4 separate regions of the Homo sapiens genome follow, and regions 2, 3 and 4 are each linked to region 1. The links are chromatin loops, found by intact Hi-C in ENCODE. Cell type or tissue: B cell. All regions are shown on one strand. Region 1 overlaps AIRIM (AFG2 interacting ribosome maturation factor). Region 2 overlaps LITATS1 (lncRNA induced by TGF-beta and antagonizes TGF-beta signaling 1). Region 3 holds the start of MEAF6 (MYST/Esa1 associated factor 6). Region 4 overlaps ZC3H12A (zinc finger CCCH-type containing 12A).

Region 1 (8,000 bases):
ATAGGTATTAAGACTTTGGAAACAAATGTCCACCCTAAGGAGCTATTTTAAGTAAATTATGGTTTACCCACACAACAGAAATCTATGCAACTGTTTAAAACAATGTAAGGAAGCTCTTTATATAGAATGAACTCCAAGATACGGTAAGAAAGAACAAGGTGCAAAAGTGGGTATATGGTATGTTAGCATTTATATAAAAATGAAGGGAGGTTTTTTTGTTGTAGTGATTATCTATCGCTGTGGAACAAATGGCCCCCAAACTTAGTGATTTAAAACATTTATTATCCCAGTTTACATGGATCAGGAATCCGGGCACTGCTTAGCTGGCTGCCTTTGGGTCGGGTCTTCAAGAGGCTGTAGTCAAGCTGTCAGCAGGGGCTGTGGACCCATCAGAAGGTTCAACTGTGGGAGGGAGGATCTGTTTCCAAGTTCAGTCACATGGTTGTTGGCAGGCATTGGTCTCTCACATGAGCCTCTCCACATGGCTGCCTCACAGCATCGCAGCTGCCTTTCCCCAGGGTGGGTGATCCCAGAGAGAGAGAGAGAGAGAGCACCCAAGATGGAAGCTGCAGTCTTTTTTACCTATTTCAGAAGTGACATCCTACCACTTGGGTAGTATTTTATTCATCAGAAGTATATCTGTGGCCGGGCGCGGTGGCTCACGCCTGTAATCCCAGCACTTTGGGAGACCAAGGGGGGCAGATCACAAGGTCAAGAGATCGAGACCATCTTGGCCAACATGGTGAAACCCTGTCTCTAACTAAAAAATACAAAAATTAGCTGAGCGTGGTGGCACATGTCTGTAGTCCCAGCTACTCGGGAGGCTGAGGCAGGAGAATCGCTTGAAGCCGGGAGGTGGAGATTGCAGTGAGCCAAGATCACGCCACTGCACTCCAGCCTGGTGACAGAGCGAGACTCTGTCTCAAAAAAAAAAAAAAAAAGAAGTATATCTGTCAGTCCAGCCCATCTGGAAGGAGAGGGGAGTACACAAGGGCAAGAATACCAGAGGTGGGAGCACTGGGGGCTGTCTTTGAGGATACCTACCCACCACACTCACACAGGCATAGTATTTTTGGAAAGATACACTAGAAACATTCAATATTGGTTGCCTTCAGGGAAGGGAATTGGGAAACTCCCACCTCAGCCTCGCAGATAGCTAGGACTACAGGCACACACCACCACACCTGGCTCTTTTTTTCATAAAGACAGGGTTGTCTGGCTAGTCTAAACTCCTGACCTCAAGCCATCCTCCCACCTTGGCCTCCCAAAGTGCTCGTACAGGCAAGAGCCATTGTGCCCAGCCTAAATATGCTCTTGCATACCTATTTTACAATATTGATATATCACTTAAAAAATAAATCAGGCTTGGTGTGGTGGCTCATGCCTGTAATCCCAGCACTTTGGGAGGCCGAGGCAGGCAGATCACTTGAGGTCAGGATTTGGAGACCAGCTTGGCCAACATGGCGAGACCTTGTCTCTATTAAAAATACAAAAATTAGGCAGGCATGGTGGTAAGCACCTGTAATCCCAGCTACTCTGGAGGCTGAGGCAGGAGAATCGCTTGAACTTGGGAGGCAGAGGTTGCAGTGAGCTGAGATTGTGCCTCTGCACTCCAGCCTGGGTGGGAGTGAGACTCTGTCTCAAAAAAATAAATTTTATTTTAAATTTAAAAAGAACAATGAAAAATATGGCATTTTAACAGACACAAAGCTAAGAGGGAACAAAATAAAAACAATACTTAAATACTATATAGTTATTACTGAGCACCATAAACGTGCTTGTTTCTACTTAGCCATTACTTGCTTCTATGAGGGAGGTTTAAAAACCTCTTTATTACACATGCATACACATAAGCGAGCATCTCCCACTTGTAGAGCAAAATACAAACGCTTGAGCTGGGACTCATAATCCTCTTCACAATTTGGTTCCAGTCCACCCTTACTGACCCACTTCCTGCCATCCTTCTATCCATCTGTGAACTTGTTATTTGTGATACTGAACTATTATTTGCCAGTTGTGGAGGGTAAAGGCAACAAGCACAATGCCTGGCACACAGCTAGCTTTCGTCAAGTGTTGGCTTCCATCCTGCCTCAAACATGGCCTTTGTTTAGATTATCCCCTGTGCATGGAATGCCCCGCACCCCTCTCCTAGCCCCAGGTAAAATTCCCTTCAAGGCCTACCTCAAATGTCACTGTCATCAAGAAGGAGTTCCACAGGCAATTAGTTATCATCTCTATTCTCCCACAGCACCTGTTTTTACCTTAACTATAACACTTTTATTATTGTATTACAACTTAAGTCTCTGCAATCCAAAGTCTGGTCCTTGGACCATTAGCTGAGACTTCGTTTGAAATGCAGAATCTGGGCCCCATCCCAGACCTACAGAATCAGAATCCAAATTTTAACAAGATATCAGTGACTTATTTGCACATTAATCTTTCCCTGGTGGAACTGTGAGCCTTTCTAGGGCTCTCTTTTATTTCTGTCCCCAGAGCCCAACATAAGACTTGACACTTAAATGCTTTTTAAGTTTTATTTGCAATACTTATATGATAGATGTTTTTTAATTCCTGGAAAAATAAATACACATTATTAATAATAGTTATCTGGTAGATGGATAACGGTACATTTCTATGTAACATTTTCATTTTTTGTAATCAGAATGTATTACCTTTACAGATAGGCAAACACAAAGATTTGGGAAAATGCATGTAAAATCTAAGAAAAAAGGTAAATTGTAGATATAATACATTCACAAAAAGAATATAACTGTGTTGAGCTATATTTACAGATATAAAAAGATGAACAAATTACATTAGGTTTTTTAAAAAAAGACAACCTAACAGTATGTATCGATGATAGCACGTTTGTTCTTTAAAAAAATTTGTGAATTGGTCAGGAGCAGTGGCTCATGCCTGTATTTCCAATATTTTGGGAGGCTATGGTGGGAGGATCCCTTGAGCTCAGGAGTGAGCTGGGCAATATAGTGAGACCCTATCTATATTAAAAGAAAAAATTTGTAAATAGACACTGAAAAGGTATCTATCAAAATATCTCTAATGAAGTTTGTTTTACAATTTTCTACATTTTACATTTTTTCTAGTTTTCCTATGATCTTTATAAAAGCTTATCACTTATAAGAAAAAAAGTTATTTTCATTTTTGAAAAATATCTATACCCTTTACTAAGTCCCTTTACATTCAATGACCAAGATTCCCACAACACTCTGGGAAGCTGAAAGATCTGAAAGTAACACGGCCATTACATAGATGAAGGCAGCAGACCTTGGAAATGTAACCCCGATGGACTGACTCTGGGCTGGCATTCTCCCACCCCTGCGGCTACTCCAGACTCAGAGGAATGTGGCAAGTCAGATGCCAGCTTTGGCCAAAAAAACTCCTGTCATTTTAGGAGTCTCACCATGCCCAGTTACTTCCTCTGAGATGGTAACAGCAATAGGGGAACACTTCAAAGACAAAGCATTCAGAATGATTCATGCTGCACCACCTCCCCCTGGTGGCAGGTTCTGGAAATTGGCTTGAGGATAACTATTGCAATTGGTCAAAATTTTTAAAATATATTTTCTGTCAAAATCACCCTTATTTCTTTAAATCATCAAAACCACTTTTTCTTTTGTCAAGGATTCAGGTATTGACAAAAGACACAAAACCAGGACCTGGTGTCAACCAGACAATGCTTTGGATGATGCCAAGGGCAGTGTGGCTCTTTGCCTCTTGTCCTTGCTTCCCCACCTCTTTAGGTCCACAATAGAGGAAAGACACTATGTTCTTCAGCACCGTCTTTCCTGTTGTCTCTCTAGCTCCATCCACTTCCCTGAGCCTCAGAAAAGGGCAAGGCATGGCTCACATACTCTCAGCCACGGCCTGGCATGCTGCAGCTCCAAAATCAGACATCTAGGCGCTAATCCTCCCCAAGACCCAGTCCTAAGGTTCAAGGCACTGATGTTTCAAATATGTCAGACTGAAATACTGACGTTTCTTTAGAAACATCAGGGTTCAGAATGTCAGTCTTCAACTGTGGTACCCGTGGTCTCCAGATACGCATAGCTTCCTTACTCTTCCAGGAAGAAGGAAACATTCAATAGGATATCTGAAATAGGAAGACAGAAAAAATGGCATTATCACCTCTCCCGAGAACATAAAACACACAGAGGCACAGCAAGGGCACCTTCCTAATGCTTCCAAAGAGGCGAGCCACAGGGAGAGAAAGGAGGAGAGGAGACACAAAGGAAGAACACAAACCAGTACCTTGTACAAGATCTTGGTGTTCGTCTTTTGAAATTCGGTCCCAGGCCTTGGGCAAAGCTTGTATGTTTGCCAAGTCTCCCCACTGGATAGACGAAAGAAGATACTTTCTCTTCAGGTACCTTTCTGGAAGTTAAGGACTGCTCAAAAGAAAATGCAGTATGCTGAAGTGAAAAAAAACACCCTGGTGAGAACCAGAGGGAGCCATAAAAGTGAAAGTGCAGATATCCTTACATTTTACCAGGTGGGCCTGATTCACCTATGCTACAAATATTTCCTGAGCAACTGTTTACTAACATGGCTTTGTGCTACAGGGAAAGAGGAATGAAACCATCCCTGAAATCTGGGATCTCAGCATGGTGAGGACAAAATCAGATCCTGAAAAGAAAGAACAAAAGGGACATGAGAGGTAAAGCTAGCGGAGGTTCAGAGGATAAATACATCCAATTCAGAGGAAGCAGGGACACCCCAGCTGGTAGGAAACATGAACAAAGGCACAGAGGTGGAGATGCATAGAATGAATTCAGGGAAAGCAAATCTTCCAGTCTGCTCAGCATGGACGCCACATGGAGAGCAGTCAGAAAGGCTGAAAGGTGGGCTGAGCCAGAACAGAAAGAACACCAAGTACCAACGCAGGGCTCTGAACTTTATCCCATTAGCAACAGGAGCTATTCCTATACAGTACAGAACAATTCTGATCCTAACTATCAGGATCAGAACCAGACTTCCTGCAGATATAGAGGTCATTCATTGGAGTCAGCTTAGAAGGAAAGAAACTAGACAGAGAAAACTGTCAAGAGGCAATTAAGAGTCCAAGTGAGAGCTAAGAAGCCATGTAAGCAACAGAGGGGATGGGGACAGAGAGGGAAAATCAAAGAAGCACCAGGGAAACAGAAGGAAAGGACTTGACAAGTGACTGTGTAAACATTCTAGCACATAGCAAGTGCTTAGTAATGTCAGCCGCAGCTCTTGCTCCTTCTGCCCATGCTCCTGTTGCTGTTACTACTACTGCTACCAATGCATTTAAAAGGGAAAATAAGCCGGGCGCGGTGGCTCGAGCCTGTAATCTCAGCACTTTGGGAGGCCTGAGGTCAGGAGTTTCAGATCAGCCTAGCCAACATGGTGAAACCGCCTCTCTACTAAAAGTACAAAAATTAGCCAGGCGTGGTGGCAGGTGTCTGTAATCTCAGCTACTTGGGAGGCTGAGGCAGGAGAATTGCTTGAACTCGGGAGGTGGAGGTTGCAGTGAGCCAAGATCGTGCCATTGCACCCCAGTCTGGGCAACAAGAGCAAAACTCTGTCTCAAAAAATAAATAAATAAAAGAGAAAACAGGGTGGGTTCTACGACTCAAGGAAAAGGGGGCTGAATTTGAGGGCTAGATTGAGGAGTTCAATTTTAAACTTGAGTTTGCAGTTCTAAGAACAATCCAGTTGGAGGCATCTGCAGGAAACCAAAAGTCAAGACCAGAGACAAGAAAAGTTGGGGTTTGGGAATTATTCACATGAAGGCAGAAACCTAAGCTAGAGGCTAAAATCAGGTGTCAGACAAGAATTGAGAGAAGACCAGGCATGGTGGCTCACACCGGTACTCTTAGCACTTTGGGAAGCCAAGGAGGTAGGATCATCAAGGCCAGGAGTTCAAGACCAGCCTGGTCAACACAGCAAGACCCCATCTCCTAGGCAAAAAAAAAATTTTTTTGAGAGAAAAATGTTAGAGCTTCAACTAACTGGTCTTTCTGCTTTTACCCTTGCCCCCACTACCCCAAATCTTACCCTAGAACGAAGCCAGAATGATACTGTTAAAAACATAGGTCTTATCCTGTTACTCCTTAATCAAGTTTCTAAGAGGTTTTTCTGTCACTCGAATGCTTTTTTTTGGGGGGGGGGGGTGGGCGGGGGGTGGTTTGAGACAGGGTCTTGCTCTGTCACCTAGGCTGGTGATCACACCCAGGCTGGCAATCAAGGCTCACTGCAGCCTTGACCTCCCACGCTCAAGCAACCCTCCCACCTCAGCCTCCTGAGTAGCTGGGACTATAGCTGCACACCATCATGCCTGGCCCAAAATTCTTTTTTTTTTTTTTGGAGACAGAGTTTCACTTTATCACCCAGGCTGGAGTGCAGTGGCACGATCTCAGCTCACTGCAGCCTTGACCTCCCCCAGTTCAAGCAATCCTCCAGCTTCACCCTCCCGAGTAGCTGGGATTACAGACTTCAGGCACATACCACCATGCCTGGCTAATTTTTGTATTTTTTGTAGAGACGGCGTTTCACCATGTTGCCCAGGCTGGTCTCAAACTCTCGGGCTCAAGCAGTCCTCCCACCTCAGCTTCCCAAAGGGCTGGGATTACAGGTGTGAGCCACCACGCCCAGACCCCAAATTCTTTCAAAGACCTTCAAGGCCCTAGAAAGTCGAGCCCCCTGTCTTTCTACCCTCACCTGCTGTTAGGCTCCTCCTCATGCTCCAGTCTAGCCTCCTTACTATTTCCTGAATAGACCAGGAATGTTCTTACCACAAGGCCTTTGCATTTGATGTTTCCTCTGCCTAGTAACTTTCTCTCCCCAAATAGCCACATAGCTCTTTCCCTTACCCTCTTCAGATCTCTGCTCAAATATCACTTTCTCATGAAGCCTGCTCTGACCACCCTATTTTAAATCACAACTCCACCCTCACTCCTCACTTTCCCTGCTTTATTTTTCTCCATAACACTTATCGCCATTCAGCATTCTACTTGCCTTTTTCAATGCCTGTCTCTTTGCACCAAGAACAGTGCCTGACAGGTAGTAGCTACTCGATAAATTATTAGAGGAAGGATTATACAAAGGAATGCAGGAAGAATCCAAGTTCAGGAACCAAAGAGAACTGACTCAAACTACTTAGTTTTCCAATCTTGTGAAAACTGAAATTTGAAAGACTTAGAACAGCTCTGGCTGTGACCTGAAATGTGTGCAAAGGATACGACTTTCGATAATGTCTCTCAATATCCTGCAACCATTCCAACATGTCAGCCACAGAGGGGCTCACTGCTGAAGGCTGCAGGACAGCATCAATGCCAACTGTGTCTGCGTGTTGCTCATAGATCTGAAACACTCGCTCCACATGGCTGCTGACCATGTCTCGCACCTTGAGGAGGATGGCTCTGCAAGAAAGAGTCTGACATTAGGCAATATCATGAGACATGTATAAAGGAAGGTTTCTCAATTTTGGCACTACTGATATTTTGGACTACATGATTCTCTGTTGTGAAGGGCTGCCCTGTACATTGTAGGACGTGTAGGAGCATGCCTGGCCCCTACCCACTAAATGACAGGTGTAAACTATACCTATACCCTCCATAAGCCATAACAACCAATAATGCCTCTAGATGATGCCAAATGTCCCCTCATAGAAAAACCATCTCCAATTGAGACCACTGGTCTAAGGAGATTAGTGACAGTGTCTTGGAGGTACGGGTGGCTCAAGAATCAAGAAAGGGGCTGGGTGCAGAGGCTGTTGCCTGTAATCCCAGCTTTGGGAGGCTGAGCGGGGTGGATCACCTGAGGTCAGGAGTTTGAGACCAGCCAATGTCCCAAAACCCCGTCTCTACTAAATATACAAAAATTAGCCAGGTGTGGTGGTGCACACCTGTAGACCCAGCTACTCGGGAGGCACGAGAATCACTTGAACCCAGAGGCAGAGGTTGCAGTGAGCCAAGTTCGCGTCACTGCACTTCAACCTGGGTGACAGAGCGAGACTC
Region 2 (8,000 bases), 230 kb before region 1:
CTCCCTGGGTTCAAATCCCAGCTCTACCACTCACCACCTGTGTGTTCTTGGGCCAGTTTCTTCTGGGCCTCAGTGTCTCTATCAATAAAATGAGACTCACAGCTGTCATGAAGGTCACAAAAAACAAGCTCTGTGGAGTGCTGGGCAGGTAACCGGCCAGTGAGTGGCGGCTTTTACTTTCAGCATCAGTTGGAGACACAGCAGCAGGAGAGGGTGTGGGGGTCTGAAGCTGCGGAGGGGGAGGGCAGGGCAGGGGTTCCATCACAGAATGACCTCGTGGGGGTTCTCAGCTATTGCCCTAGGGTAACTTTTTTTTTTTTTTTTTTTGAGATGGAATCTCGCTCTGTTGCCCAGGCTGGAGTGCAGTGGCACGATCTTGGCTCACCACAACCTCTGCCTCCCGGATTCAAGCGATTCTCCTGCCTCAGCCTCCTGAGTAGCTGGGACTACAGGTGCACACCACGATGCCAGCTTTTTTTCTTGTCACCCAGGCTGGAGTGCAGTGGCACCATCTTGGCTCACTGCAACCTCTGCCTCCTGGGTTTAAGCGATTCTCCTGCCTCAGCCTCCCGAGTAGCTGGGATTACAGGCACCCGCCACCACATCAGGCTAATTTTTTGGTAGAGATGGGGTTTCATCATGTTGGCCAGGCTGGTCTCAAACTCCTGACCTCAGGTGATCCACCCGCCTCGGCCTCCCAAAGTGCAGGGATTACAGGCGTGAGCCACCAGCCTAATTTTTGTATTTTTAGTAGAGATGGGGTTTCACTATGTTGGCCAGGCTGGTCTCGAACTGCTGACCTCTGGATCCACCTGCCTCAGCCTCCCAAAGTGCTGGGATTACAGGCGTGAGCCTCCGCGCCCGGCCGCCCTAGGGTAACTTTTAATGACACTCCCTTTCATTCCCAAACGTATCCTAATCTGGATGACTAATTATATGGTCATCCTACTCCAAATCCCCCACGCCCAAGATGGGGCCTGGGAGCTGGCCCATGGTGTTGGGAAAGGGTTCTACTCCTGACCTGTTTTCCTTTCCAGACCCTTGGGATTGCCTAAGCCCTGGGTCCCAGCCCCAGCCCTAGCCCACTCTCAGGCCAAGGAAACTCATTCCCTCAATTAGCATTATAAAGCGGCAGGGAGGGGAAAGGCCTCGAAGGCGGGTGCCCGGAAGGTGCTGGGAATGGGAGTCTGTTGGGATTCCGGGCCTTACCTCTGATCCTGACGGCAATTCCTCATATCCTTAACTTCCTCTTTCCTGCAGGGAAATTATTAACAGTACTATCTCTGATTTGCAAAGATCAAATCACACAAGGACTGGCGGTGAAAGTGTTGTGTGGTCCGATGAGTGGCATTAGGAGGGCAGTGACTTCTGCTTCGGCCACCAAGGCAGAATTCCCAGATCCTGTTTCTCCGGTGATTGTGGGGGAGACAGAGATGGAGCATAAAGGGTCACAAAGGGTCCACAGATGGCTGGGGGTGAGGTGTCTACCCAGTGCCTCGGCCTATAGAAGTCTTCTCACTCACAGCCCCTAGCCCACTTCCACCAGGCCCGGAAGGACACCTCCAATGCCTGTCCAGGGCCCCCTGGCCCTGCTCAGAGATGCCTCCTCCAGGCAGAGGCAGCTGCTACCCTCAAGCTCCAGGTGACTGCTGCCAGGCTCAGAAGCTACTCAGGGTAGGTGGTGAGCCCGCTGCCTCCAGGGCTGCTTCTCAGAAAAGCTCAGAGAAGACATCTTAGCGGCTAAGTGGCACTCATTTTATTTGAGGCAGAATTCTTGTCCGGTGGTCCCCAAACTGCACACCTAGGAACCCCAAGAGCTTAATGACAGATGAGAGTTCTGAGGGAGTGGGACCAAGTGGGCAGGACTCCAGGGGCATTGAAGGGCTTCCTCCTCTCCTCTCCCCTCCCCTCCCCTCATCTCTCCCCTCCCCTCCCCTCTCCTCTTCCCTCCCCTGTCCTCTCTCTCCCCTCTCCCTCTCCTCTCTGCTGTCTGTCCTTTCCCATTCTCTTCTCTTTCTCCCTCTCTTTCACTCTTTCTTCAACCAGAGCAGCTCCATTTAGTATTCTGTCCAAAATTTTTCTCGCACAAAAATGTCCACAGTTAAAATAATTTTTCAAAAACAGAGTTCTGTTCCTCCTCTCTCCTTTCCTTCCTCAACAATTCAGTCCTAAAACTATTATGTGCAGCAGAGCAAGGGAATGGGGGAACCATGGATGAACACAGCAGGATTCCTAGCAGAGTGAGGAGGGGGACCACTGGGGAAGGCAGGCTGGCCCAGGGGTGTCAGAGTACAAATCAGTGAGGGGCTGTCACCCCTATGGGGTCAGCCTGATATGGGTGTCAGAGCCCAGGCAGACAAAGCAAGGCAGCCATGCAGGGGATGGTTCCAGTGTGGGAAGCCAGAGCCAGCCAGAAGTGGGGTGTCAGAGCCTACAGCTGAGTTAGGAGGGTGTCTCAATGGGGGAAAGGGGTAGCCCTGTGCAGAAAGTCAGAGTGCCCAGGTCACCCATCCATCAAGACTTGGGGCTCTGCCTCCCCTACGTCTGCCCCAATCCTTTCTAAAGCCAGGCTTAGCTGGACCAAGGAAGACCCTGGGCCTCTTCTCAGTTGAAGCCACTGAGCACCAGGACATGCCAGGCAAGATTAGATGTGCCAGGTGCTGGAGTTAGAGCCAGGCTGGAGCAAGACAGTCAGGTCTCAGCCGGTGTGGAGCCCACAGTCCAGCAGGGAGGATGGACACAGAGGCTGCCATCACAGAACATGAGCTCAGCAGCAGGACGGGAGCTCGTGGAGGGCAAGCAACGTGACCTTGCACAGGGACCAGGCAGTGTCCGCAGAGGAGGCAAGCCAATGAGTCAGGAAGATGAGTTTACCAGGCGGGGGAGGATGGGGGTGGCAATGCCTCTGGGCCTCAGTCTCTCCCCCTGCCCGTCCTCACCATCCCATCCACAAAAGTCCCAGCCACCAGGAGCCTCTCAAGAGGCCTTTCCATCCTGAGACCCCCATAGACTACAACCTAGTCCCAGGCCCCTCCAGATGGACAGTGTTGAGGGCCATCTCACCCGCCTGGCCTGGACCCCACCTCACTGGAGGCTGCCCTCAGTGGGAAGGTTCCTTTGCTCCCCTTTCTGAGGTCTGACATCCCCCATCATTGAGAAGTCCCGCCTTGTGTTTAACTCACATCTCTCTTGCTTTCTCTAATCTTCAGAGAAATGGCTAACTGAAGGCCTTTCACCAATTACAGGGAAACGCTGATAAAACCGGTCCCAGGAGGGCAGTGGGTTGGAGCTGCCCCAAAACTTTACCTTCAGGCTGAAGCTTCCTACCTTCTTTTTTTTTTTTTTTTTTTTTTTGAGATGGAGTCTTGCTCAGTAGCCCAGGCTGAAGTGCGGTGGCGCGATCTCGGCTCACTGCAAGCTCCGCCTCCCAGATTCACGCCATTCTCCTGCCTCAGCCTCCCTAGTAGCTGGGACTACAGGAGCCCGCCACCATACCTGGCTAACTTTTTGTATTTTTAGTAGAGACGGGGTTTCACCATGTTAGCCAGGATGGTCTCGATCTCCTGACCTCGTGATCCACCTGCCTTGGCCTCCCAAAGTGCTGGGATTACAGACGTGAGCCACCGTGCCCAGCTCCTACCTTCATTTTTTCATCTGCAAACACTGACCTGTGGGGTCCCTCTGATCTTCCCACACCCAGGTGAGAGCCCACACACATGCACCCCATCCTCACCACAGCCCTACTCCCTGAAGGGCCCTTGTCCATAGAAGGCCTGCATAGGGCTCATTCCAGGGGCCCCTCCATTTGGGGCTTATGATGGACTGGCCTAGCAGAGAAAAATAACTGCTTGGACTCCATATGACTTTATTTTCTGGGGTGGAGGAGAAAGCGAGCCACCTCAGCTGCCTCATCATGCAAAAGGTAGAGATTAGACCCCAGGAAGGACTTCCTTTGGCTTAGGGCATCCTTCTCCCTGCAGTCACCAGCAGGGGGCGCCACAGGCCAGCCTGTGGGACCCACTATCTGAGAACGGGGTTGTCACCCAGGAGTGAGTGAAGGTCTGGCCAGCACTGAGGGCTCTGGGGTGCAGAGAAGTTAGGAGATCCATCAAAGCAGCCAGACCACCTGGTGGGAGGCGGCACACACTCTGCCAGTCCGGACACGGGTTAGGGAGTGGCATCACATTCCGCCGAGTCATTGCCTGCGAAGACTAACGTCACCTCTGATGTCAGGGCTCCAAGGGGCTTCGTTCCAGCTCCAGGCTCCAGGAAAGGGCGTCGCAGGGCCCAGAGGTTACACAACTTCCCCCAAGATCGCTGTGGAAATGACTGGCAGAGCAGGGATTCAAACCCAGGTCCCTGTGGGTGCCTCTGCCCAGCCGCCTGCAGGGTCTGCAGGTGGCCATGTCCCACGTGTCACCTTTACAGACCCACGGCTGAGAGCCGGCCCAGCCTTGGCCTGGCTTCCTTCTTTCTCATCTCTAAAAATGCCTTTCATTCTAAGATCTCCTTGGCAGCTTCATAATAAAAAGAAGGCTTCTGAAACCGCAAATGTTTTTAAATGAATTCAAGCCCCAAGTTTCTGCAGGGGGGTGAGGGATGCAGGATGAAGGTAAGTTTTTGAGTATGAAAGTTACATGCATGATGCGAGAGCCCTCCACTGACCTCCAAAACTCGCGCTGCCGGGGATACGAGGGCCCCTGGCGAGTCTCCCGAAGTGTCTCCTTTTGAAAGCTCACCGGTCCTTGTACTCTGAGTGCTTTCAGTTGGGTCCATTATGAGAAATCTCCTTTTGAGCATGGATGTATTCAAATCCAGATGTTGTCCCCGCAGAACAAAAAGCTCCCTCCAAATTCTCTTTATGAAGAAGTAGGTTCTCACCCTTTGAAGGAATAAACATCTCTTGATAAGTGGAATTTTTTTCCCCCAGCCAAGAACCTGCTGCTCCGAATTTGCTAAAAACTGGTTTAATAGCCGGTCTCCATTCTATTTCAGAGGCCAAGATGGCGGCGACAAGGTGGAATGTCAGCAGAAGATGTATTCAATAGATTGAGTGTGGCTTCACTAAGAAGGCTGGATTTTTAAAATATTTGTTATTTATTTAGATACTTTGTTTTTAAATTCAAGACATACATTCTAATGACAAAAGTGAAAAACAGATTGAAAGATGAAAAACAGAGTGTCAGAAAAACCTGCTCAATCATATACTTCATTTTGATTCAAATAACAACTTTTCAGGAAGGAAGGATACAGTAAACCTACGCATTGATTGTAAATTAGTCCCAATTTCTATAATATTCATTTTCTTAAAGTATGCTGGGCGTGGTGACTCATACCTGTAATCCCAGCACTTCGGGAGGCCAAGGCAGGTGGATTGCTTGAGCCCAAGAGCTTGAGATCAGCCTGGGCAACATGGCGAAACTTCGTCTCTACAAAAAATACAAAAATTAGCCAGGTGTGTAGTGGCAGGAGCCTGTAGTCCCAGCTACTCAGGAGGCTGAGGTGGGAGAATGGCTTAAACCGGGAGGTAGAGGCTGCTGTGAGCCAAGATCCTGCACTACACTTTAGCCTGCGTGACAGAGTGAGACCCTGTCTCAAAAATAAAATAAAATAAACCTTAAAATAGGGGAAATATGGATTACATATTTGTTAACTATATGTGTATATATAGCCAACAGAAATTTTTATCAGTAGGGTCTAGTTTTTTTGCTGTTGATAAAACCATCTGAGAGCTGGAAACAGGAATCCTTTCCTCACTCTGCTTGCATACCATTGGTGATGGGGAGCTCACCACCTCTGAAGGCACTCTGATTCACTGTGGGAAAGTTCTGATAGCCACAGAGCTGGTTCTCAGGCCCCTGTTATCTCCATGGGTGCCAGTTCTGCCCTTGGAGCCAGGCAGGGTTATACCACTGTTCCTGCCTCTGCCCTTTTGAGTCTTCTCTTCTGCAAGATCAGTATCCCCAGTTCCTCACTAACCTTTACCCTCCACAAACTGGACTCTGGTCTCTCCCTGTCTCCTCAAATGTACGACAACCAGAGTTGAGCACAACCCTCCAGCTATCACCTCCCTCATCGTCAACCTGTACCTCTACAGACTCAGCCTGAGACCACAATCATTTGGGGCAACCATCTCAATGTGCAATGAACCTTCAGCCAAAATCTCTTTCATGCAAAAAATTTTAATTTTACATCCATCCGTAGAGGGGTTAGTCCATCATCTCATCCGCTTTAGGGGATTTTGGGCTCTTGTTTGGTCATTTAAAATACCAGCCACTGCATCTAGTTTTGGGTCACCTGCAAATCGAATAAGCATGTCTTCTGCACCTTTAACCCAGCTGTTGATAGGAATGAGTGGTGATCTTGCCCCAGCCGGCCAGTGTCTCTGGGACCCTGGTTTCTCCATCCAATAATGAACAAGGGTGAGATGATGACCTGCATCAAGACATCCCATGGACTACATGTCAGACACTATCCTAAGCCCTTTACAAACACCAAGACATTGAATTCTTCACACCAATTCGATGAGGGAGGTATTGTTAGCATCTTCTCCATTCTGCAGATGAGGAAAACAGGTTTTGCAGGATTTGACCTCAATTCTGACTGCACCCAATCCGATGCTTTAGCCAGCATGGGTTATTCTCGGGAAGATCTCTGATGTGACCTAGAATAGAGCCGGCAGACCCACCAACAGAGCTGTCCTCACAAGCAGGAGTGCTACATGGCACTCCTTGGGCCCCTCGTAGATCCCCAAGTCCCATGCACGGCTCAGAAGCAGTGGAGGGCTGAAGATATGAGGCCACCTTCAGAAAGGGACATTAGATGCCTCAGCCATGATCGGGATGAACAGACAACCAAGGGACAACAAATCTTTCCCCTCACTCCCAGGTCTTGACTCTGCTTCAGAGCAAGGTGCACTTAAAACTTCAAGAGTGACTCAAAGGAGCGTGTTTGCCAGCTCAGTGAAAGTGGGGGCTTGGCGTCAAAACTTCAGGTAGGTTGTGGCATGTAAAGGAAGTGATGTTCCTAATTAAAAGGAAGCATGGGGTCGGGCACAGTGGCTCATGCTTGTAATCCCAGCACTTTGGGAGGCCGAGGCGGGCGGATCACCTGAGGTCAGGAGTTTGAGACCAGCCTGGCCAACACGGTGAAACCCCGTCTCTACTAAAAATACAAAAATCAGCTGGGTATGGTGGCAGGTGCCTGTAATCCCAGCTACTTGGGAGGCTGTGGCAGGAGAATCACATAAACCTGGGAAGTGGAGATTGCAGTGAGCCGAGACTGCGCCACTACGCTCCAGCCTGGGTGACAGAGAAAGACTCTGTCTCAAAAAAAAAAAAAAAAAAAAAACAGAAGCATGTGGTTGGGGGGAGTGATGTTCCCTGCACACCTGAGTTTGTAGTCTGGGAATGGACTCACCACACTCATACTAGATGCCAGATACTTAAGACACATTCCGTACTCCCCAGGGCCCTATTAAGTAGATACCATGATCAAAGGTGGGTTTTCAGTGATGCTGAGGACATTTAAACCTTCAGGTCCTCTCACTTGCAGGGGCCCTTCCCAGACCCTGCAGGGGAAGTGTTTCCCTTTTGGAATTTGTAAGAGAGCCCTCCAAACTACAGAAGCTTGAGGCCTTACAAAAGCTTCCCGTTATTACCCCCATTTTAAAACTGAAGGGAAATGTGACACAGGTGAAGCAAGTTACTCAAGGTGGCAGCACTGGGAGGTAGCGTGGTTAGGACTCAACCCCTTAGATCAGGGGTGTCCAATCTTTTGGCTTCCCTGGGCCACACTGGGAGAACTGGATTGTCTTGGGCCACACATAAAATACATTAACACTAATGATAGCTGATGAGCTAAACACACGCACACATGCACACACACACACAAGTCTCATAATGTTTTAAGAAAATTTACAAATTTGTGTTGGGCTGCATTCAAAGCTGTCCTGGGCCAAGCTTGTTGGACAAGCTTGCCTTAGATGAAGCCCAACGTTT
Region 3 (8,000 bases), 170 kb before region 1:
TGCTTATTATTTAAAAAGTGGAGAACAGATTAGTGATATGAAGTGTCTCTTAAATAAACTTAATTCTCAAATTTAAAGAAAGAACCAGGGTTCCTTAGAGGAATGGCTGATACCAGGTCTGGGACAAAAAATGCAAAAGGTAAGTATGGGACATCTCTTAGGCCAGAAAGCAATGGAGTACTCCAAAAGTAATAGGGTCATGTTGAAACGACAAACAAGCCAGCTTGAGGAGGCTCCCTCTGACCACAGCTGGGACAAATGTGGGAGAATGAAAGAAACAGAAGTCAAAAAAGGAAGACTCTTTTTCAGAATGCCAGTAATAAATATAAAGGGAATAATACAATTAGAGAATCACTATTTTACAACTTCCAGTGTACTAACGGATTCAGATAAGAATCAACGGTGTATACTAAACAACTGAATACAAATTTAGAGGGAGCAGTATATTCATAATGTCTCAAAGCATAACATCCAAAATTACTTGTTAATCACAATGGGAAAAAATGAACTTTTATAGCAGATAAATCATATGATCAAACTTAGCAGCAACAAATAATAGGACAATGTGACATTATGTGCCTCCTGATAAACTAGAGATAGATAACAAAGGATACACCAATTGCCTATGTAAGATTTTTGCAAAAATGTTTAAAGGATCTTTCAGGACCCTTTTAATCAGTCATGAGTTTTGCCCTCAGAAAATCTCAGGAAACTGCAACATTCTACAAGGCAATGTCATGAATACCACCACAACCACCACCAAAAGGGTGACTCTCCTCAATCTTAAGACATAATAGCCAAATGCATGCATGAATGCTTACTGAATCCTGGATCAAAACAAATTAGCAAAGAATTTTTGGGGACAATTGAGGAAATTTTAATAAAGACTATGTATTAGATACTATTAATGCAGTATTGATTTTCTAGGTATAATAACTGGTTAGGTAGAAGAAATGGCCCTATACTCAGGAGGTAATTACTGACACATTTAGGTGCAAAGTGTCATTTACCTGCATCTAACTTTCAAACCGTTAAGTGGGAAAAAAAGGTAGGGGGACTGGGAGATATAACTACAAAGGAGTGGCATGAGGAAGATCTTTGTGGTAATGGAATAGTTCAGTAACTTCATTGTGGTTACATGAATCTACACACAAGATAAAGTGACACAGAACTATATATATACATTGTACCAATGTCAATTTTCTGGCTTTGATACTGTATTATAGCTACATAAAACACAACCATTGGGGAAAACCAGATGAAGGGTACAAGAGACCATTCTGCCAACTCCCTATGAATCTATAATTATTTCACAATTTAAAAATGTGAAATGTAAATATAGATGTGTGCTTATATTAATATATATTATAGAAAGTAAGAGAAAGCAAATGTCACAACACATTAACAATTTGTGAATATAGGTAGGAGGGTATCAAGTGTTCATATACTATTCTTCCCATTTTCCTATAATTTGAAGATTTTCTAAAAGTTTAGAAATTTTTTAAAAATAATATTACTAAGTAAGCAGTGGTACAGCTGGCACACAGGTATGGCAAAAATTGTGAGGGTCAGTTGGGCGTGGTGGCTCACCCCTTTAATTCCAACACTTTGAGAAGCTGAGGCAGGAGGACTGCTTGAAACCAGGAGTTCCAGGCCTGCCTGAGCAACAAAGTGAGATCCCACTTCTACAAAAAAAAGTTTTTAATTAGTCAGGTACAGTATGGTGTGCCTGTAGTCCCAGCTAATTGGGAGGCTGAGGTGGGAGGATCACTTCAGCCCAGGAGTCTGAGGCTGCAGTGAGCTAAGTTCGTGCTACTGCACTCCAGCCTGGACAACAGCGTGAGACCCTGTCTCTTAGAAAAAAGAAAAGTGGCCAGGCGTGGTGGCTCACACCTGTAATCCCAACACTTTGGGAGGCCAAGGCAGCAGATCACCTGAGGTCAGGAGTTCGAGACCAGCCAGGCCAACATGGAGAAACCTCGTCTCTACTAAAAATAAAAAAATTAGCCAGGCATGGTGGCACGCACCTGTAATCCCAGCTACTCAGGAGGAAAAAGAAAAAAAGAAAAGAAAAATACTGTGAGGGTAGAACTCATGACTGATTAAAATGTGTAAAAAATTTAATAGAATGCTATTGTATAAAGATACTGTATTTAAGCCTCACACAACCCTGTGCCATAGGCCCAACTTTCGCTATTTTACAGATGTGAGCCTTGTCTAAGATTATTCGGTGAGGCAGTGCCTGAGCCAGAGTCCAAGAGTTCAAGTCCAGATCACACCACTACTTTACTACTGCCTCCAGCAAAGTTGCCACTAAGAGCATACAGTCCTAAAAACAAACGTTACTAGGGCACAATAGGAACACTACAGGCTTTCGACACTCACTTTTGGTTGGTCAGATACCGATCCCAGCCACGAATAATATTGCCATACATCTGAGTGTCTTCCAGGTAGCTTCCCTCAAAAGCATAGATCTGTCGCTCCAAATTTGCCAATGTTTCCTGAGAGATGAAAAACAAGGACATGAATGATACCTTTTAAATGCAAACACTTAAGTCTGGCCAAAATGAAATCCTGATATTAGACTCGTAAACGCAAGCTTGCCCACACTAAACCACCCTGTGGAGAGATGGAAGATACGGGGAGGAGGAGCCGTTTAGGACTAAGACAGTCTAGACCTTTGGGGGTGATGGACCCCTGAATGTATAAAGCATGTCTCCAGAAAAATACACACACACGCGAAATTTTGCATATACTTTAGAGGATTCACGGAAACCATGAGTCAAGAGCCCAGGCTAACGCAGAACTTGGGCGATGTCCACTCCCACGCACAAAAGGTATCGCTACCAGGAGAGGGAAAGGTGAGCAGCCTTTCAGCGTCAACTCGCTCCCCTCCCCGCAGGCTCAAGAGAGGCCGCCGACACCGGGCTGCCAGTTGCTATGGAAACCTAGAAGGGCAGCTTCAGGTGAGAGGGGCCTCCCGGGTGCCCAAGCCGAGACGCGGGGGCAGGAAGAGCTTAGCCACCAGAGTGCATTGGGCCTTGGGTGCCTGTCACAATTCTGAATTCTCCGGAATGTGTTCTTCTCCCTCGCCTGTCACCTTCTAGATGTTCCCAAACACATCACAACCCTGTCTATCAAAAACCTCCATTCAACGGATCTACTCCCAGTACCAAAAAGAACACGCTCCCCACCAGCCTCCAAAGTCCAGACGGGGTGACTGGGTCCCCCTCCCACACTAGCCTCCTTCCCCACCCCCTCCCCGCAAAGATCACGGACTAGCCCGCCTCGCCCACCCCCGCGGCTCACTGACGCTCGCCCTTCCTAGCGCCCTCTCCCCGGGCCCCGGCACCGTCCTCCCTCCACGCCCCCTCCTGCGGCTGCCGCTTCCCCTCCCCCTCCCGCGCTCCCGGCTCTCTCCCGGCTCCGGATTCGCACAGCCGGGAAGCTGAACCGCCGGCGGGCCGCAGAATGCGCACCCGGCCTCAGGCCGCCGAGCACCCGGCCCGCCGCGCCGCGCCCCCGGAGTAACAAACGGCCTAGCGCGGCCGGGCTTGGGGCCTGGAGGCGGGGCGGGCGCGGAGCCCCATGCCGTGCAACCCCTGTCCTAGCCCCTCACCGCCAGCTCCTGCTTCCGCTTCACGAGCTCCGCCAGCTCCCGCCGGGTGTCCGGGATCTGCGGCGGCGCCGCCTTGTTGTGCATCGCCATGTTGGGCTGAGGCGGGCGGCGGCGGCGCGAGGTTGGGGGCGGTCCCTGCGCCGCCAGGGGGCGCCCCCCCGCTCTGCGCCTGCGCGCGCGGCTTCCGGAGACGCGTGCAGCGCCGTGCCGAGCTTCGCTAAGGCCGGGGCTCTCGAAGGTCCTTCTCGGAGAGCTCTAGAGATGCGGCTTCTGCTTTCTGCCGTTTCCTGCCCCTCGGCTGGCCGCCGGCTTTACAGACGCCACAAATCCACCGCGTCCAAAGCCTAGCTCGTCCTCAGGCCTCCGAGTCTCCTGTGCGCCCCGCTTCAGTCCACTTCAGTGAATGACTTTCACTATCCACCGAATTGCCTGCGTCAGAAACGCGGTTTTCCTCACTCTGCACCTGGAGTAAAACGCGATCCCAGGTCAAGCTCTATGGACTCGACTCCGGAAGAGCTCGCGAATCCATTTGCTTGTGCCTGCGCCTTCTGCCACCTCACTAGTTCATTCAGGCCCTCCCTGTTTGGGGCTACATTATTCCAGCGGCTTATTTCCACCTTTAGCCCCACTTAATCCACTATCCACAGTGGTGCCAGGATCTTCCAGAAACAAATGTTATCACTCCCCGGTTTAAAGTCTTTCAGTGGCTTCCCATTTTCCCAGTGCCCTTTGGAGAAACAAGTATGTGTAGTGGTTAAGGGCACAAAACTGGAGCGAGAACTACCTTGTTCAAAATCCTATCGCTACATCGATAAAGTGTGCTCCTTTGGGCAAATAACCAAATCTCAACTCCCTCATCTGTAAAATACAAGCAGTAATAGAATCTACCTAATACATTTGCTGTGAGGAGTAAATCACCTAATATGTGTAAGGGGTTTGGCAGGCGCCAATGACTGTGCAAGTACGAGTTCGCTTTTATCGTTAAGTCCAAGGTGTAAACGTTGTTTTCACTTGGCCCCTGTGGATTTCTCCGTCCTCAGCTCTCCATCTTTCACTGTTCTGCAGTTTCGCTATCATAAGTCTAAGTGGGATATTTTTTCTTCCTTTTGTTTTGTTTCTTGCTTGGAAGTCTTTGGATTTCTATAATATGTGGGTTGGTATCTTCCACCAGTTTTGGGAAATCGCAGTCATTTTTCTTCAGATGCCTGTCTCATTTCTCTCTCCTTCTGGAACTCGAACATAAGAAGCTTTTTAACCTACCGTCTATATTTTCCATCTTTTTGTCCCTCTGTGCTGCATTCTGAATAACTGGTTTCGTGTGCGGATCTTGTAACCTGCCATCTTGCTGAACTCCCTTACTAATTTTAGGGGGGGTTGTATAGATTCCTTGGAATTTTTACATAGATAATAATTTCATCTGCAAATAAATAGGGAGTTTTTTTTTTTCTAAGCTGAGTGCTTTTTCTTTTTCTTCCTTATTGTGCAGATTTCCAGTAGTCTGTTAAATAAAAGTGATAACATTAGACATCCTTGCCTTGTTCCCTGTTTTAAGGGGAATGCAGGCCGGGCGCGGTGGCTCACGCCTGTAATCCCAGCACTTTGGGAGGCCGAGGCGGGTGAATCACAAGGTCGGGAGATCAAGACCATCCTGGCTAACACAGTGAAACCTCGTCTTTATTAAAAAATACAAAAAAAATTAGCCGGGCGTGGTGGTGGGCGCCTGTAGTCGCAGCTACTCGGAAGGCTGAGGCAGGAGAATGGCGTGAACCCGGGAGGCGGAGCTTGCAGTGAGCCAAGATCCCGCCACTGCACTCCAGCCTGGGCAAGAGCGAGACTCCGTCTCAAAAAAAAAAAGGGGGGGTGGCGAATGCATTCAGTCTCTCACCATTAAGTATGACATTAGTTGTGGGAGTTTTGTAGATGCTGTTTTTCAAGGTGAGGAAGTACCTCTATATTCCTAGTGTAAACCAAAAAACAAACAAGTAAAAAAACTTTTAAGCCACTGGGTGCGGTGGCTAAATCCCACCACTTTGGGAGGCCGAGGCGGGCGGATCACGAGGTCAGGAGTTCAAGACCAGCCTGACCAACATGGTGAAACCCCATCTCTACTAAAAATACAAAAAATTAGCCAGGTGTGGTGGTGTGCGCCTATAATCCCGTCTACTCAGGAGGCTGAGGCAGGAGAATCGCTTGAACCGGGGAGGCAGAGGATACAGTGAGCCGAGATCGCCACTGCACTCCAGCCTGGGTGAGAGAGTGAGACTCTGTCTCAAAAACAAAACAAAACAAAACAAAAAGCTGGCTGGGCGAGGTGGCTCACGCCTATAATCCCAGCATTTTGGGAGGCCAAGACAGGTGGATCACCTGAGGTCAGGAGTTGGAGACCAGCCTGACTAACATGGTGAAACCCCGTCTCTACTAACAATATAAAAAATTAGCCGGGCGTGGTGACAGGCACCTGTAATCCCTGTACTCAGGAGGCTGAGGCATGAAAATAGCTTGAACCCGGGAAGTGGAGGTTGCAGTGAGCCGAGATTGCGCCATTGCACTCCAGCCTGGGCAACAAGAGTGAAACTCCATCTTAAAAAAAAAAAAGTTGGTGTGCTCCATCAATTCCCGGAGGCCCGACAAAGGTAGCCTGGGAATTCCAGATAAATGGAACAAATGATGACCTGCTAGAAACGCATGGGAAACAAAATAACTATTCACAGAACCACATAAAAGCCTTCCAATAGAAACTAAAAAAAAAAAAAATCATGGTTTTATATATATGAATACACACTTGATCTTAGCCAAAAGGCCAAGAAGCGATATATATATGCATACACAAGCAAGGCCCAGAGGAGAATAAACAGCAAACGAATGAAAATTAGAAACAAAAACAAATAAACAGGAAACCAACTCTAAATTTTTCCTACTCAATCTACCCTGGAGGCTACAGTGTTACCCAGAGCCCCCAAAACTCCACATAATATTTTATTCCTAATACACAATTCAATATCCTTAAGTCCACCAATATCACCATACATCCTGCAAAATCAAGAAATTCACTCTAGGCACATGACCAATAAGTACTCCAGTGCCAGCACTATCCATGCAAAACAGTAAACATAGTGTGAAGCAATACAAGCATGGATGTGAAATTTGGCTCCACACTAAATCCAGCTTTGTGCTTAACTATATTAAAAAAGAATTGCCAAACTGCCTATTCATTTCTTTACAATATTTATTTTTCTTTTTTTTTTTTTTTGAGACAGAATTTCTCTCTTGTCACGGAGTACAATGGCACAATCTCAGCTCACTGCAACCAGTACCCACCATTCAAAGTTCCCAACTTTTCTTTGTGTTCCTGTCTTCTGAGCCCTTCAAACTCTTCCAAACTCTCTCTGTTACCCAGTTCCAAAGCCGCTTCTGAGAGGTGACAGCGTGCTGGCAGTCCTCAGAGCCCTCGCTTGCTCTCGGCACCTCCCCCGCCTGGGCTCCCACTTTGGTGGCATTTGAGGAGCCCTTCAGCCCCCCACTGCACTGTGGGAGCCCCTTTCTGGGCTGGCCAAGGCCGGAGCCCACTCCCTCAGCTTGCAGGGAGGTGTGGAGGAAGAGGCACGAGCGGGAACCCGGGCTGCGTGCGGCGCTTGCGGGCCAGCTGGAGTTCCGGGTGGGCGTGGGCTTGGTGGGCCCCGCACTCGGCGCAGCCAGCCAGCCCTGCTGGCCCCGGGCAATGGGGGACTTAGCACCCGGGCCAGTGGCTGCAGAGGGTGTACTGAGTCCCCCAGCAGTGCTGGCCCACCGGCGCCGCGCTCGATTTCTCGCCGGGCCTTAGCTGCCTTCCCACGGGGCAGGGCTCGGGACCTGCAGCCCGCCATGCCTGAGCTTCCCACCCACTCCATAGGCTCCTGTGCGGCCCGAGCCTCCCTGACGAGCACCACCCCCTACTCCACGGTGCCCAGTCCCATCGACCACCCAAGGGCTGAGGAATGCGAGCGCATGGCGCAGGACTGGCAGGCAGCTCCACCTGCAGCCCCGGTGCGGGATCCACTAGGTGAAGCCAGCTGGGCTCCTGAGTCTGGTGGGGACGTGGAGAGTCTTTATATCTAGCTCAGGGATTGTAAATACACCAATCAGCACCCTGTGTTGAGCTCAAGGTTTGTGAGTGCACCAATCGACACTCTGTATCTAGCTGCTCTGGTGGGGCCTTGGAGAACCTGTGTGTCCAAACTCTGTATCTAACTAATCTGATGGGGACGTGGAGAACCTTTCTATCTAGCTCAGGGATTGTAAACGCACCAATCAGCGCCCTGACAAAACAGGCCACTGGGCTCTACCAATCAGCAGGATGTGGGTGGGGCCAGATAAGAGAATAAAAGCAGCCTGCCAGAAGGCG
Region 4 (8,000 bases), 200 kb before region 1:
TGGCAGATGAGCTCCGTGCCAATGCTCTCCTCTCACCCCCCAGAGCCCCAAGCAAGGACAAAAATGGCCGGCGGCCTTCACCTTCATCCCAGTCCAGCTCTCTGCTAACAGAGAGTGAGCAGTGCAGCCTGGATGGGAAGAAGCTGGGGGCCCAGGCATCCCCAGGGTCCCGCCAAGAGGGTCTAACACAGACCTATGCCCCATCAGGCAGGAGCCTCGCACCTAGCGGGGGCAGTGGCAGCAGCTTTGGGCCCACAGACTGGCTCCCACAGACGCTGGACTCACTCCCGTACGTCTCCCAGGATTGCCTGGACTCGGGCATTGGCTCCCTGGAGAGCCAGATGTCGGAACTTTGGGGGGTTCGAGGAGGAGGCCCTGGTGAGCCGGGCCCACCCCGAGCCCCTTACACGGGCTACAGTCCCTATGGATCTGAGCTCCCAGCCACCGCAGCCTTCTCTGCCTTTGGCCGGGCCATGGGTGCTGGCCACTTCAGTGTCCCTGCCGACTACCCACCCGCGCCCCCTGCCTTTCCACCTCGAGAGTACTGGTCTGAACCATACCCACTGCCCCCACCCACATCAGTCCTTCAGGAGCCCCCAGTGCAGAGCCCAGGGGCTGGCAGGAGCCCGTGGGGCAGGGCAGGCAGCCTGGCCAAGGAGCAGGCCAGCGTGTATACTAAGCTGTGTGGTGTGTTTCCCCCGCACCTGGTGGAGGCTGTGATGGGGCGCTTCCCACAGCTCCTGGACCCCCAGCAGCTGGCTGCCGAGATCCTCTCCTACAAGTCCCAGCACCCCAGTGAGTAAGCTGCCTGTGGCTGGCAAGGGCAGCACCCCCAGCCTCCAAGGGCCGTCAGGCTGGGCTTTGGGCCATTGAGCAGCCCATTCCCAGCCCTGAGGCCCACCCCAGAGGCTGGACAGAGGGAGGATTCAAGTCGGGAAGGAAACCCACAAACCAAAGATACTGTAGGATTGGTTCTGGCCCATGCAGCACCTCTAGCTGTCTGCCTCAGTGGGTCAGAAGCGATCACCCTGTTGATACACATTGTATCTCTGTAGTTTAAGGAGACGCTGCCGGTAACGGCGTCGGTCCGTGGCTGAGGCCCAAACCGTCTTTTCTCTCAGAGGGTGGGGAGGGAGGTGGGGGCAGCAGAGGCCTGGGCTGGGTGCCCTGTGCACGCCACCCCACTTCCGCCCTACCCCTGGGACGTTGGCCTTGGCTGGCTAGTTGGGCACCGTGTGCCTGCCCTCCAAGGGCCTCCTCTACGCCAATGAGGCCTCATCTGTGCTCTCGCTGGGCACGTGGCTTCATGTCAGTAAGCAAGATGCTTCTTAATAACCCACCTTCTGCCCCACTCTATTCCTTATCCTGCTGCCCCTGTAGGGGTCAAGGGCCCTCCGTCTACACCCTCTTCTTCTCCTCCATCCTTTATTCAGAGTCATCTCGCCCTTCCCCATGGGTGGGGGAACCTGTGTTTGTTTGTGTGCACATGTAAATTTTAAATATTTTAAGCAGAAAGTCCTTACCTCCTGTAACACATCAATAAAGTACAATCATTGTGAGCCCTTTCAAGAGGTGATTGTCTTTGTTATGCTCAGGGCTTTGGGCTGGCCTCTGGGTGAGGAAAGGCCAGCAGGTATGCACCCCGACCTCCTTCACCCCAGGAGGAAGCCCCTCCACACCAGCTCCCTGACCCTTCTCTGGAAGGAAGATTTCTAACAAACATTCACCAGGAATGCATAGCTCCTTGGGGATGGGGCATCTTTCCCGAGGCCTTGGTCTGGGCCTTGTTAGGAGGTGCCCATGGACGCACGAGCGGGCAGGGGGCTGGAGGGGGCAGTTAGGCAGCAAAAGTGTAAAAGGATTTGGAGTCCAGTTTTATCTGCAAAAAGAAATCTTACTTACAATATACTTGGGCTTCTGTTTGTTTTTGTGGGACAGGAAGCTAAAATACCAGACTGTCCAGTTCATTATCAGCCACTTGGCAATGCTGAATGACTTGCCCAAGGTCCCGCAGAGGAAGGACAGACTGGGGCAGGGCCTTGAGTCCTGGTTCTGGTCCCCAAACCAGGGGGGCAGGAGGGGTGGGCCTGGACACTAGTTTGCAGCAACTCAGGGCCCTGCAGGGATGGGGGAGGTGAAGGTACCCTCAGCCCCACACCTCACAACTCTCCTAGGTTTCAACATCCACATAGGAATCCTTCCAGGCCAGGCATGCTGGCTCACGCCTGTAATCCCAACACTTGGAAGGCCAAGGTGGGCAGATTGCTTGAGCTCAGGAGTTCGAGACCAGCCTGGCCAACATAGGGAAAGCCTATCTCTACAAAAAATACAAAATTGGCTGGGTGTGGTGGCATACACCTGTACCTGTAGTCCCAGCTACTTGGGCTACGGTAGGAGGATCACCTGAACCTCAGGAGGTGGAGACTGCAGTGAGCCATGATTGCACCATTGTGCTCCAGCCTGGGTGACAAAGTGAGACCCTGTCTCAAAAAAAAAAAAAAGGAATCCCTCCAGCATGGCAGCTGAAAGGACCACCCTACCCACCTGGTCAGCAGCAGATGCCCAGCAACCCCACCTGCCAAGCCCCCGCTGTCTCTGCACACCACAGTGGAGCCTTGAGGCTGCCTGGAAAAAATAGGGAATGTTCTCACCCCTCTTCCCATCCCAGCTGCCAGCTGGCCACAGCCTTGGGAGTTCATACTTGCTTACTTGCTTCTTGACCAGAGCTGAACTCTAAGCCATTTGCTGCTTCTGCTGTGTGTGGGGAGGGATGGGCAGTGGGCAGCAGGTCCTGACTGGCTGTGCCGTGTCTGGAGGCCAAGTCTGGCCCTGCTGGTTCACTGATAAGCCCCGGCAAGGGTGGCAGAGCTCATGTGGCAGGTGCCTGAGGGGCTGGGATCTAGGGAGGACTGGTCAGTTCCATGCCCCGCTGGCCTGAGCTTGCATCCTGTGCTTTCCAGGCAGGCTTAGATGCCCCTTCAGGCCTCTTTCTCAGTCTGCCAGGCAGAGTGACTCCGAGGCTACCAGGCCCAGTGCCCCAGCTGTGTTTCTTTCCCACGAATTGGGCTTTAACTCCAAAGTTCTCCCCATCACCTCCTGCTCCACTGCCCATTCAAGCAGCTTAGGTAGGTGGTATTTGCTCACAGGGCCTCAGTCTCCCCACCTGTAAAAGGGACACAATGGTCCTTGCCTCTTTCTAGATTTGAGAGAATAACTCAGTTCCTGTGAAAGGAGGAGAGGGAGGGGTCCTGGATTCAAGCCCCCATCACTAGCGATGCAGCCCTGGGCAACCCACTTCCCTCTCAGAGCCTCAGCTTCCTGCCTCTTCAGAGGCAGCTTCCCTCTGAGAGGGGGACAGGGATGGAATGTGACTCCTGCATGCTGGAAAAGATCAAATTCTGGGGAGCTGCCCCAGTTGCTCTTTCCTCCTCTTGTTTTCCTGGTTCCAGGAGCCAGAAGCTGATGAGGAAACCAGTAAGTATGCAAATTCTGGCACTATTGGGAAATGATCCTGGGGAGCTCACAGAGGACAGCCTCCCACCTGCCCTCCCCCACCCCCCCACAGGCCCCCCAACCTTGCCCTTGGGCTCTCACCAGCAGGGGCCGAACCCTGAGTTTTATTGCGAGTTCTGTCTCGCACACATGGGTTAACCCCTCTTGGAGTGAAGCCAGGGTGACTATGGCCAATCTGTCCTCAGAAAACCTCCAGCCTCCCTAGCAGAGAGCAAACGAGCCCACAATGGGATGAAAGATCCCTGCTCTGGATGTCTCAGCCCAGTCCCCATCCCACTTCTCTAGAGTGGGGGAAACTCAGGAGTCCCCAAAGACCTGGGACCTAAGCTAGGAGCAGAACTTTAGAGGTCCGGGGGAGCAGCTCTCCAATCCCCCCATCCCCGCCAGTGCTGCTCACACCCCCCTCGTTGTAGTCTCCTGCAGGGGGGGACAGGTGGTGTCTGGGAAGGGGCCAGTACTCCTCACCGCAGCTGCCACTTCCCTCATCTTCCCCCAGCAAAGCTCTCAGCCCTCCCTTCCCCATGCCTCCTGGAAAAGCCAGCATTTGTCTTCTGTACACAGAAGGGAAAGACCCTAGCCCTGAGGGAGGTGCTGGGCAGGCCTCTACCAAGACAAGAGTGAGTGAGCAGCAGAGAAAGTGGGACTTGGGGGGCACATATCTCTAGGAGCTGCAGGGAAGGAAGTGGTGCAATCAGCCTCAGCCCTGGGCCCAGCTGGTCCCTAGAGGACGCTTCCCCAAAAGAAGGCAGCCCAAGGACCCTAGCACTTTTGTCCCAGGGCTTCTCAAACTTCTGGCTTTTTTTTTTTCTTGGACCATAGCAGAGTGGGTGGAGTAGAGGGTGGCAAGGGCCTGTTCTGGGGACCTCCCAGTTCATGGGAAGGGTGTGGGAGATTTGCCTGAAAGAGGCAGGAAGTAGGGCCCTACAACTAAGGAAACCCAAGCCATCCCAGGCCATGGCATGTAAATCCTTCCAGCTAGTTCCTGAAGGGGAAGAGGCCCTAGGCTGTCATCCTGAGGTGTGGCCTTGTTAAGCTCCTCTCAAGGCAGCTGCTCGTGATCTTCAACTGCTCATCCATTTAAGAGATGTCAGCAAAACGAGGTGGGAGGAAAGGATCAGGCGCCCCACCCCACACTAAGTTGGGCACATTGCTGGGAGGTCAAGTCACTGGGAATGGTGCAAAGGCTCTAATTCTGGCTGCTCGTGGGCTGCTTGTGGGGCCGTGCCTGCCACCTGCCGGTGCTTCCTGGTACTGCTACCCATGGAGCAGGGGCCTGCCCACCAGCTCTGGCCTGGAAATGAAGGGCCTAGACACAAAGATCTTCCAGCAGGATCTGAAAACAATAATTTAAGGAGAATAACATGGGAAGTAAAGTGCTAAGCCAAAAACAGGGAATTCTTAATGGCATTTGCAGCTCCGCCCTGGAAAGAAACACCAGAGGTCACTGTCATGCCTTCTACAAAGTCTAAAGCTCTAGAAACTTTCAACTGTTCCAGGTAACAAATATCCCAAGAAAAACTCTCAGGAACTGAAGGAATAAAAAGGAAAGGAGAAAAAAATATAAACATTCTTTTTTTTTCGAGACAGGGCCTTACTCCGTCTTCCGGGCTGGAGTGCAGTGGCACAATCACAGCTCACTGCAGCCTCAACTTCCCGGGCTCAGGTGATTCCCCCACCTCAGCCTCCCGAGTAGCTGGCACTACAGGCATGTGCCACTATGCCTGGGTAATTTTTTGGTATTTTTGTAGAGATGGGGTTTCACCAAGTTACTCAGGCTGGTCTTGAACTCCTGGGTTCAAAGCAAATCCAACCACCACAGCCTCCCAAGGTGCTGGGATTTTATAGTCATGAGCCAACACACCCAGCTATTTTTTTATGTTTGTTGTTTTTTTCAAGGAATCTTTTTTTAGAGACAAAGTCACTCTGTCACCCAGACTGGAGTGCAGTGGCATGACCACAGCTAACTGCTGCCTCGACTTCCAGGGCTTAAGTGATCCTCCCACACCACAACACCTGGCTAATTTATTTTTTGTAGAAACAGGGTCTTACTTTGTTGCCCAGGCTAGTCTTGAACTCCTGGGCTCAAGCGATCCTCCCATCATGGCCTCCCACCATCCTCCTGCCTTGGCCTCCCAAAGTGCTGGGATTACAGGCATGAGCCAGCATGCCTGGCCTCACTGCTGAGAATTTACCCTACAAGTACTCTTACTTGCAAAATTATGCATCTAGGGCTATTTAATCTGACAGTGTCTGAAACAGCAAAAGATGGGAAACAATATTAATGCAATCAACAGAGGACTGATTAAGTAAACTTTGGTATACACACGCAACAGAATATAAAGTAGCCAATAAAAATAACGAGGCAGTTGTACACATGGAATGTTTTCTGTGCTAGACTGCTAGATGAAAAAAGCAAGGAGAGAACAGTATACACAGTATGCTACCATTTCTGTGAACAGACACATGCATGTGTGCCTACTGCTCATACACGTACAAAGGTCCTCAGGAAGGACATAATGGAACTCTGGGGTTGCCTCTGGGAAAGGAAACTGATAGCTGAGGGACAGGAGCACTTCCTTTACCCTGAATATACTTCAGTGCCATTTGAGCACATGCTATTTGCATGTTGCTACAGTCTGAATGTTTATGTATCCCCAAAATTCATAGGTTGAAATACTAACCCCCAAAGTGATGGAATTAAGAGAAGTGGCCTTGGGGTGCTTAAATTATGAGGACAGAATGCTCATAAATGGGATTAGTGTCCTTATAAAAGAGGCCTGAGGAGTCAGGTGTGGTGGCTCACGCCTGTAATCCCAGCACTTTGGGAGGCTGAGGCAGAAGGATGGCTTGAGCCCAGGAGTTTGAGACCAGACTGGGCAACAAAGTGAGACCCTGTCTCTAAAAAAATAAAAATAAATAAAAGAGCCCTGAGGCCTGGCATGATGGCTCACATCCAGAATCCCAGCACTTTGGGAGGCCAAGGCAAGGAGGGTCACTTCAGCCGAGTTCAAAACCAGACTTGGCAACATACCAAGACCCTGCCTACAAAACATTAAAAAAAAAACTAGCCAGGTGTGAGGGCACATACCTGTAGTCCCAGCTAATTGGGAGGCTGAGGTGAGAGGGTCACTTGAGCCTGGGAAGTTGAGGCTGCAGTGACCTGTGATTGCACCACTGCACCCTAGCCTGGGCAACAAAGTGAGATCACGTCTCAAAAAATTTTTTAAAAAGAGGCCTAAGGGAGCTTGTTCTTCCACCATGTGAGGACACAGCTAGAAGGCACCATCTGTGAACCAGAAAGCACACCTTCACCAGATACTGGATGTTGCTGGTGGCTTGATCTTGGACTTCCTAATCTCCAGAACTATAAGAAATGTTTGTTGTTTATAAGCCATTTAGTTAATATTTTTGTTATAGCAGCTCAAACAGACTAAGACACATGTATTCAAATTAATTAAATATTTTAAAGTCCTCCCATCCCCACACCCAGGATACAGAAATAAGTTATCAGGGTGGGGGTTGGGAGCTGAGGAGGGGGCTAGGGGTCTCCAAAGTTTATTTTCTGTACACAAACAGTAAAAACTTGAAGCATATACACCTCCAACATGTATATGCTGTTAAACTATGATAACTGCCACTTTTACAGATCAAAAACAATTATCAGCAGTTTATTGTGGTTCAACCTTTTATTTATAAATTAATGACCTACATGTACTAATGAACTAATATTGATGTATATTTGATGTATATATATAAAATACATCCAAAGTGAGAAACTAAATAAGGCTGAGCCTCAAAATGAATATAAATCAAAGGCCTAATCTTTTCTTCCCACCCCCACCCAGCCATCCTGTGTGCCCTCTTCCCCTTGGAGGCCACTGCCCTAAGTGAGGATCAGCATCGACTCCACCACAGCCCACTTTAGTGGTGACAACTTTTAATCCACGGAAGCAGTTTTTCAAAGTGAAAACTGTTTCAAATCACGAAGCTTACCACTTAGACAATTCAGACAAGGTAATGCTCATTTAGACTGACACAGGTATGAAAATTCCAATCCCTTCTTTTCACTATCATTGTATCTGACACACACATCACCTTCCTAGGCACTATGACACTATCCTGGGAGAAGCAAATGTGTACAAAGAAGCACAATCCTGCTCTCTCCCCACACTTCACATAAACCAGTATAGTCCCCCTGTAGTCAAGGCTTCAGATGTCAATTTTCTGTTGGAGACAGCGTCTTGCTACGTTACTCAGGCTGAAGTGCAGTGGCCATTCACAGAAATGATCATAGCATACTGTAGCCTTGAACTTCTGGCTTCAAGCGATCCTGCTGCCTCTAAGCCTCCCAAGCAGCTGGGACTAAAGGTGCATATCACCATGCCCAGCTTGATGTGAATTTTTAAGCAATAATGCCTCATTAGGCCGGGTGCAGTGGCTCACGCCTGTAATCCTAGCACTTTGGGAGGCTGAGGCAGGTGGATTAC

Evidence for each region. Peaks named below come from ENCODE experiments on the same cell type or tissue, not always from the same donor. Only the 100,000 strongest peaks of a DNase experiment are listed, where the experiment ranks them.
Region 2: it touches region 1 in a loop (6-fold over the local background); 95 of 110 quality-filtered maps call a loop at or near these places.
Region 3: it touches region 1 in a loop (9-fold over the local background); 20 of 110 quality-filtered maps call a loop at or near these places.
Region 4: a loop joins it to region 1, with 13 times the contacts of the local background. A loop is called at or near these places in 28 of 110 quality-filtered maps.

The regions. Positions count from the first base shown.
Region 1 is chr1:37,679,050-37,687,049 of GRCh38, forward strand. AIRIM (AFG2 interacting ribosome maturation factor) reads right to left here. Exons shown (of 5, transcript NM_001350770.2): 3 at 7,224-7,403; 4 at 4,270-4,388; 5 at 2,521-4,111. The coding sequence ends at 4,074. Among named protein-coding and RNA genes, the nearest start is that of AIRIM, 7.5 kb to the right of the region's middle. In B cell, CTCF peaks have their summits at 3,531 (motif pointing left) and 3,733; a DNase peak (open chromatin) is centred at 3,482; H3K27ac peaks cover 756 bases.
Region 2 is chr1:37,451,031-37,459,030 of GRCh38, forward strand. LITATS1 (lncRNA induced by TGF-beta and antagonizes TGF-beta signaling 1) reads right to left here. Exons shown (of 3, transcript NR_038842.1): 2 at 5,337-5,429; 3 at 3,849-4,882. Among named protein-coding and RNA genes, the nearest start is that of LITATS1, 19 kb to the right of the region's middle. RefSeq lists enhancers at 328-1,527, 930-1,720, 3,718-4,917, 3,766-4,287, 4,288-4,809. In B cell, CTCF peaks have their summits at 3,988 (motif pointing right) and 4,212; a DNase peak (open chromatin) is centred at 4,001; H3K27me3 peaks cover 192 bases.
Region 3 is chr1:37,511,038-37,519,037 of GRCh38, forward strand. It overlaps MEAF6 (MYST/Esa1 associated factor 6), which reads right to left and starts at 3,729. Exons shown (of 7, transcript NM_001270875.3): 1 at 3,620-3,729; 2 at 2,386-2,501. The coding sequence starts at 3,709. RefSeq lists a silencer at 3,314-3,913 and an enhancer at 7,425-7,924. In B cell, CTCF peaks have their summits at 3,776 (motif pointing right) and 3,975; DNase peaks (open chromatin) are centred at 3,034 and 3,884; H3K4me3 peaks cover 2,407 bases; H3K27ac peaks cover 1,934 bases.
Region 4 is chr1:37,482,809-37,490,808 of GRCh38, forward strand. It overlaps ZC3H12A (zinc finger CCCH-type containing 12A), which reads left to right. Exons shown (of 6, transcript NM_025079.3): 6 at 1-1,569. The coding sequence ends at 803. It overlaps MEAF6 (MYST/Esa1 associated factor 6), which reads right to left. Exons shown (of 7, transcript NM_001270875.3): 7 at 7,185-8,000. Among named protein-coding and RNA genes, the nearest start is that of MIR6732, 6.6 kb to the left of the region's middle. RefSeq lists an enhancer at 1,530-1,659. In B cell, CTCF peaks have their summits at 4,746 (motif pointing left) and 4,948 (motif pointing right); DNase peaks (open chromatin) are centred at 3,252 and 4,733; H3K27ac peaks cover 2,067 bases.